Linked DNA regions of Mus musculus: all the other regions are linked to region 3. Evidence: chromatin loops called from intact Hi-C (ENCODE). Cell type or tissue: heart. All regions are shown on one strand.

Region 1 (2,500 bases), 64 kb after region 3:
GCTGCTCTGGCATGGCATGGTGGAAGATGACAGAAACCCACACACAGGGGTAAGACCCAGCCGAACTTCGTCTTTCTCACAGTGAATTACGTGGGGAGGAGAAAAAGACAAAAACAAAAAACTTCCACAGGAAAACAACAAAACGCATTTCAATGCCAAGAAACTGCTGGAAACGAGGCTAGTTACGAAAAACTCTAAATTGCCGTTATCAGTTCTCGTCGTAAACCAAACACTTGGGATTCACTATGGTGTCTGCCTTCTCACACGTATGTCCACCACTTCAGAGAGCACATAACGCTCATTTATCAAATATTCTCTCGGGATTAAGGTGAATACAACAACGGTAACCTCCCTAAGGCTCTGGACACAACCTTACCACACACATCTTCCCTGTGACGCATGTGTTTTTGCAGGGTCACAGTATTTTCGAAAATATCTCTATGTACTTTTCCAAAATGTGCTCAGAAACTCGCTGTGGTAGAAAAAACCCACAGCCGGGTCTCTCTCTGGAGTGCAAAGCAAGGGACGGCTGTCCAAGGCCATCTCTTTCTTTCCGCCTTGCGACACGACCCTGACCTAGTACAGAACAGCCCAGGACTTTGCTTTAAAGTGCCGCAAACGCGTCCTGCGGCCTTAGTCCGGTCTGGCACCACCGGGTTCAAATATTCTTACAACAATCGCAGCCGGTGGCCACGGGGCTCTGAGCCTGTGGGACACGGACACCGGAAAAGCAGCAGCCCCAGAAGGATAACGGATGCCAAGCCGGCTCTCCCGGGCAGGCCCAGCCGCTCCGGGGCGCGGGGAGGCCCCCGCCCGCCCGGAAGGCCCCGCGGCGCCCCGGGCCTCGCTTCCCGGCGCCCAGCCCCTGCCCCAGGCCACGGTGACTCAGCACTTAGCGGGCTCAGGCCGTGGCGGGGGCGTGGCGTGCTCCCGCACAGGTGCGCCGCGTCACCGCGGCCTGCGCCCCGCGCCCCGGGCCTTGCCTTCTGCTCGAAGTGGATGGTTCCCTGCACCGGACCGTCGCCCTTCAGCACGCACACCGCTTTCATCGCCATGCTTCCCCGGGAGACGCGCGGCGGCCTCCTCCGGAGGGACCAGAGAGAGCAAGACGAGAAGCCGACGGACGGAAGGCGCCGCAGGAAAGGACCGCGCAAAAAAACGAGGCCCTGGCGCCACGGAGCTTTTATAGGCCTGAGTCTGACCACGCCCACCTTGGCACGGAACCAATCGCTACCCGCGGCCTCCGCCCGCCCTTCGTGGAGCTCCCTGGCCGCGGGGCACGCTGGGGGCGGGGCGGAGGGTAGCTCCGGCTCCTGGAGCGTGCGGACTGAGAAAGTTCCCGAGGAGCCTGAGCGGGGAAAGTCGCTATTGTCTTCTAACTGTGACGTCGGCCGAGTCGCCGCGGAAACCGAGAACACGAGGCCCGCGTGCGCGCCTGGAAGGTCTGAACCCACTGTGTCTGGAAATGCGGATTGTCACTGACTTTGCACAGCGCGCCTCGGTTGCAGTGTGAAAGTTGAGATGCGCCAAGATGGATGCCCAGTGTCATTTCCAGCTTTATTTTCTCATGATGTCTAAAATGTGTAAAGCCCATGTTCTATCTCTAGACACACCCCCGTTTCTTACTTATTTTTTACTTCTTTTATTTTTGTTACTAGAGCTGGAGATTAGACAGTCCCCACCCCCCACCCCGCCCCCTGCATGACAGACAAGTGCTCTGCCAGTTAAGACACACACACACACACACACACACACACACACACGCAAAACACAAGAAAATCAAGAGGAAGGAAGACCAACGTGTGGATACTTCATTCCTCCTTAAAATAACGAACAAAATACCCATGGACGGAGTTACAGAGACACAGTTTGGAGCTGAGACAAAAGGATGGACCATCCAGAGACTGCCCCACCTGGAGATCCGTGCCATAATCAGCCACCAAATGCAGACACTATTGCGTATGCCAGCAAGATTTTGCTGAAAGGACCCTGATATAGCTGTCTCGTGTAAGGCTTTGCCAGTGCCTGGCAAATACAGAAGTGGATGTTCACAGTCATCTATTGGATGGAACACAGGGCCCCTAATGGAGGAGCTAGAGAAAGTACCCAAGGAGCTGAAGGGGTCTACAACCCTATAGGTGGAACAACAATATGAACTACCCAGTACCTCCGGAGCTCGTGTTTCTAGCTGCATATGTAGCAGAAGATGGCCAACTCGACAATCACTGGGAGGAGAGGCCCTTGGTCTTGCAAATTTATATGCCTCAGTACAGTGGAATGCCAGGGCCAAGAAGTGGGAGTGGGTGGGGAGGGGAGCAGGGGGGCGTGGTATAGGGGACTCCCCAGATAGCATTTGAAATGTAAATGAAGAAAATAATAAAAATTTGAAAAAAAAAAAGACACACATACCTTTTTAAAAATATCACACTGTGTACCTTTGGCTCTCATGGAACTCATTGTGTAGAACAGACAGGCTGACCTTGAACTCACAGAGATCTCC
Region 2 (2,500 bases), 760 kb before region 3:
CTGTGCTGTCCAGCACCTTTTTACAGATGATGTGTAAACACCATGCTTTTAGCCTGCATTCAGGACACGTCCTGCTGGGCACTACAGGCATGCTGAGACCAGAAGGGGGCGCCAGATTCCCAGGAACTGGAGTTTTGAGGAGCCCTGAGGGTGTGGGTACTGGGACTGCAGCCAGGGTCCTCTGGTTCGAAACTGCAATATTCACCTCTCCAATCCCGTTCTTTTGGCGGGTTTTGAAACATGTAAATAATTTCACAAACACTTCTACCCACGCATCCTGATATGCTCGAGAGAAAGAAAAGATTCAACTTTGGTTATGAACTGGGTAACCTGTGTGTTAGCTCAACCTCATGCAATCTTTTTGTTTGTTTGTTTGTTTGTTTCTCGAGACAGGGTTTCTCTGTATAGCTCTGGCTATCCTGGAACTCACTTTGTAGACCAGGCTGGCCTCGAACTCCCGAAATCCGCCTGCCTCTGCCTCCCGAGTGCTGGGATTAAAGGTGCGCGCCACCACCGCCCGGCTCATGCAATCTCTTTAAGGCCGCCAAGGTTCAGATTTGCCCTCTGTGATATAGTCTGAAAATAAGACAAATCTTCCTTCCGCTTGTTTCAGAAATTCACTATGCTTCGTAAAATAGTTAAAATAGTTGCTACCTAACTTGGCTTTCTTACCAAGCCACCCGAAAACACCTCGCTCTCCTGGGAATGGCTGCGGCAGCAGGGAGATGTATCATCTCTGGTTCTGTCTTCCCCAGACAGTGAGGGTTTCCCTACATAGCCTTGGCCATTCTGGAGTTCCTTATGTACATCAGGCCGGCACCGAACTCAGAGATCGCCTTGCCTCCACCTCCCCAGTGCTGCTGGGATTTAACGTGTGTGCTCCCACGCCTTTGAGAGTGTTTGCGTTGATAAAGCTGTAGAGATGGCAAGTATTAATGGAGTTTCTGATCTGTAGACGATATCTGCTAGCATCGCCTCGCGTTATTAAGAGGCATATTAACCATGGAGATGCACTTTCCCTTCCCAAGCTCAAGTCAACTGACTCGTCCCTCCGCTTCTCCCCGGCCTCCCGCCTCTGTTTACCCTGCAGGCACTGAGTGGGAGGGAGGCTGCCACACGTAACGGCTCCGTATAAGCGCGGAAGACGCATTGCAGCAACACGCTCCGAGACGACAGACTACACTCGCTCCTCTCATCTCGATGATCCTCTTTGTGACCTTTGGAACAACACTGGAGTCGGAGGGTACCATGCCAACAGTCCCCCGCGCCGCTAGAGGGCAGTGCAAAGAGACTCCGCCCAAGTAGTGGGGCGCGAGGAGAGCCCAGGCGCATGCGCAATCGAGGCGGCGCGATAGCTAGCCAGAGCCGCGACGACCCGGCTGGTGGGGGGGAACTCTTGCGACTGCGCGTGCGTGGCGGTGGTCTCCGCGCTCCCTCGTCCTCTCAGTCAGCGAGCGGCTGTGAGAGCGCGGTGACGGCGGCTGGGATGTTCCGAAAGGCCCGGCGGGTGAACGTGCGCAAGCGGAACGACTCGGAGGAGGAGGAGCGGGAGCGCGATGAGGAGCAGGAGCCGCCACCGTTGCTGCCCCCGCCGGCCTCGGGAGAAGAGCCCGGCCCTGGCGGCGGCGACCGGGCCCCCGCGGGGGAGTCGCTCCTGGGCCCGGGGCCGCTGCCGCCGCCGCCCTCCGCGCACCACCCGGGCCTCGGCGCTGAGGCCGGGGGCGGCATCTCCGGCGGCGCGGAGCCCGGCAATGGGCTGAAGCCGCGCAAGAGGCCTCGCGAGAACAAAGAGGTGCCCAGGGCCAGCCTGCTCAGCTTCCAAGACGAGGAGGAAGGTAAGCCCCGGCCCGGCCCACGCGGACCCCAAGCCCGTGCTCGCCCGGGCGCCGCGCCCCTTTCCCCACCTCCGGCCTCCGGATCTGCCTGGGGTTGTGTTCCCGCGCTGCCACCAGCCAAGTCTACGGCCTGTGCAGTCCCTCCTCCGGCTGTCAGAGCCCTGATCAGCCATCCTGAGTGGAGGAGAAGGCTCGATGCTCCGTGGACCCGTTTCCTACCTTGCGAGTTGCAGGCAGCCTGAGTCTCTTGGTTAACTGCCTGCTCTTAGTCGTCTGCAGGCCTCTGTACCTGCGGCTTGTTGGCGTCTCGGTTTAGGCCTCCTTGATTAAGAAGGCCGGATTGTTAAAGAGGAGGACCGAAACCAGGGCTGGGAACAATTCTGGGGCTGCAGCCCTGGCTCCCGGTGACCTTGATCCAATCGCTCCCTTGCTGTTGTCCAGTCTCGGTTTCTCTGTAGAAGTAAATGGGAGGAGCAGATGTCCGCTGTGGCATTGGCTCTTGAAGCAGAAGAGGGACCAGGCTGCAGGGGATTTCGATTTTACTTGTACCTCAACATCATGTTAGGAAAAATTGGATGATTTTCGAAGGTCTTGCGTCATGCTTTCGTGATTCTAGAAAGATGGGTGAATTATCTTTGACCTCTCTGGAATTTTGTTTGAAGGAG
Region 3 (2,500 bases):
CCTTGTCTGTCTGACTTTTCAGCTCCTGTTAGCTGTGCAGTATTGAATCCCAGGTATCTACCTCCTCTCAGCCATTTTCCTGGACTTTACCCATATCGCAAAAGCCCTCAGTTAACTATCCCAGGGACAGCTCAGATGGCTAGAGCCCGAAAAGATAACCGTCTAGCCAGATAAACTTGGGCATGGTGGTTAACTGAACTAGGCTGACTTAAATGAGGACACTGTTCATAGGCATTGACAAAGATTAGCCATTACGCCCTCAAACTCATTCCTTCCTTAAATTATTACCAAGTTGACGCAAACCCAGCACTCATGTCCTTCAAGAAGCAGTGTGCATCTTCCCTCCGGAACACCATTCTGTCTTTCCTCCAGTGCCTGATACCTTCAGCCTCATCATCTCCAGGGCCCGAAGCCATGCTGTTCCTGGCCCCACTTTCTTCCGCATGCATACTTTGCAGGATGTCAACCTGCATGATGCCCCCTTAAGAACAAAATCCTAACTCTGCTAGGATCTGGTCTCGGTAGGGCCAGTTGCTTTCCCTAAGTACCAGCCGGTTGTCCTCCAAGGAGAGGTGATAGCACAGCGCGCAAGGTCCAGAGGGCCCCTCCTTTCTCGAATTCTTTTAGGATGCTCGCCCTTTTCTACGGGAAGTAGTCCCCAACTTCCAGTACGAGTCAGGCCTTCTAGCTTTTATACTCATGCTCCACAAAAGTGAGGTTTCTACAGAAAAACTTTCATTTTTCACACACCCAACAGACAGCGGTCGCAGCGCGCGGCAGGCGGTGAGAACTCAAGTGAATCAGAACACACTTCTGCCGAGAGCGACCCAACGGGGTTTGGGGAGATTAGCGTTAGGGGTTCAGGAGCCCAGTCCTCGGAAGTTGCTCAGGGCGTCCACCAGGTCCGCACGCAAGTCGAAGCAGGGGACTTGGAGACTGCAGACGCTCACCCTCCGCGCTTTGTTTGTCGCAGCAGCAGGGCGCAGTCCTGCCCGGACACAATGCACCCCGGGAGCCGTCGTCCGGATCCTGAGCCCAGAAGACGGGAACTCTCCGCAGCCGCAACCGGCGGGAAAGCGCGCGACAACGCGCGGTCACACGCTAGCGGCTCGGCGCCGGTGGGGCGCGGAGGGGCGGGGCGTGGGCGGAGCCAAGCACGAGCGGGGCGGAGCCGGGCTCAGGAAGCGCTTGGAGGCCCGAGCTGTCCCAGGGTGCTTCGCGCGGCGTGCACTCGGGTCGCTGCCGCCATCCTGCTGGCGAAAGAGAGGAGAGAGACAGAGAGGCCCGCCCGCTCGCCGGCCGGGCCAGTGTGGGCCAGTGCGTGAGGGAGGGCGCGGGGGGCCGTGTCAGCGCGACGCAGAGCGCAGCCGCCGCCGCCAAACGGACATGTTGGAGCCCCGCGCTGCCGCCGCCTCCCATCCCTCCTCCGGCGCACGGGACTGAGCAGGGGCCCGCCGCCTCTGCCTGCGCTCGACCGGCCCAGCCTCGCCGCCTCGGCCGCAGCCCCTTCCTGCTCGGCCTCCGCCGCTCGTCGCCTCCCGTCCTCCTCCCCCTCCACGCCCAAGGGCCCTGCCGGCACCCGGCCCTACTCAGCCGCCGCTCCAGGTCTAGGTGACCGGCGGGCCCGGAGCAGCCGCAGCCGCCGCCGCAACGCGCGCGAACATGGACGCCGTCAACGCCTTCAACCAGGAGGTGAGGAGTGCTTGGGGTTAGGGCTGGTGCGGGCCACGCCGGGGCCGCTTCTCTCGCTGCCCGAGGGCTTTCGAGCACCGAGTCCGGGCGGGGACGCTTCCTGCCCCGGTTCCGGGGCAGCGGGCCTGGAGCCGGGGAGAGGTCGCGGCCACCGCCGGGGGCTGACCCCGCGCCCCTCCCCCGCCAGTGCCCCTTCGCCCCCTTCCGGCCTGTGCCGACTCCCGCTTCTTCAACGTGGCCCTTATGCTGCTCCCGGCCCCGTTATCGGCTTTACGGGGCCGGGATCCCGCCAGGGGCTGCAACGGAGCGCTCGGCCGACTCAGGGGCGGGAGTTCCCGCGAGTCCCGGGGCCGGCGTAGCAGCCGCCTGGGTTCTCCTGTTGCTCAGGCCGCGGCGCTGCGCGGCGGCCGCTGGACTCTGATCCCGGTTGGCGGAGACTTAGAGAGGGTGTCTGCCCTCCCACCTCCTGGATTGACACGCTCACAAATGAACATAGAGCGGTAGTTCCCTTGGCCTTTCTATCTAGAACGTGCCCTTTCTGTACATCGTGACACCTAAAAAGTTGAATGGGAGAGCAAAGTGTACGCCCCATTTAGTCCGCTAGTAAGGCTGCTTGGGTCTCCACCTGCTCACCCTCGCACCGCCCTCTCGGGGTACTTAATCCTCAGCTCCCTTCCTCAGGGACATTTACATGTGAAAACCTCCCCAAACCGGGAACAAAGCTGCCTGCCGCCTTAAAGCTCTCTAGTTGTATCTCTGATCGTTCCATGTGCTGCTTAGGGGCATAAAGTCCATACTATCTTATTTA

What was found. Peaks named below come from ENCODE experiments on the same cell type or tissue, not always from the same donor. Only the 100,000 strongest peaks of a DNase experiment are listed, where the experiment ranks them.
Region 1: it touches region 3 in a loop (8-fold over the local background); 11 of 42 quality-filtered maps call a loop at or near these places.
Region 2: a loop joins it to region 3, with 3 times the contacts of the local background. A loop is called at or near these places in 2 of 42 quality-filtered maps.

What each region holds. Positions count from the first base shown.
Region 1 is chr16:90,219,413-90,221,912 of GRCm38, reverse strand. It overlaps Sod1 (superoxide dismutase 1, soluble), which reads right to left and starts at 1,151. Exons shown (of 5, transcript NM_011434.2): 1 at 984-1,151. The coding sequence starts at 1,055. In heart, no CTCF peak of the experiment used is centred here; DNase peaks (open chromatin) are centred at 692 and 1,232; H3K4me3 peaks cover 1,873 bases; H3K27ac peaks cover 1,965 bases.
Region 2 is chr16:91,043,341-91,045,840 of GRCm38, reverse strand. Paxbp1 (PAX3 and PAX7 binding protein 1) reads left to right here and starts at 1,462. Exons shown (of 18, transcript NM_026110.2): 1 at 1,462-1,835. The coding sequence starts at 1,487. In heart, CTCF peaks have their summits at 95 (motif pointing right) and 1,265 (motif pointing right); DNase peaks (open chromatin) are centred at 1,350 and 1,940; H3K4me3 peaks cover 2,500 bases; H3K27ac peaks cover 2,039 bases.
Region 3 is chr16:90,283,195-90,285,694 of GRCm38, reverse strand. It overlaps Scaf4 (SR-related CTD-associated factor 4), which reads left to right and starts at 1,192. Exons shown (of 20, transcript NM_178923.4): 1 at 1,192-1,692. The coding sequence starts at 1,663. In heart, a CTCF peak has its summit at 949; a DNase peak (open chromatin) is centred at 1,194; H3K4me3 peaks cover 2,500 bases; H3K27ac peaks cover 2,268 bases.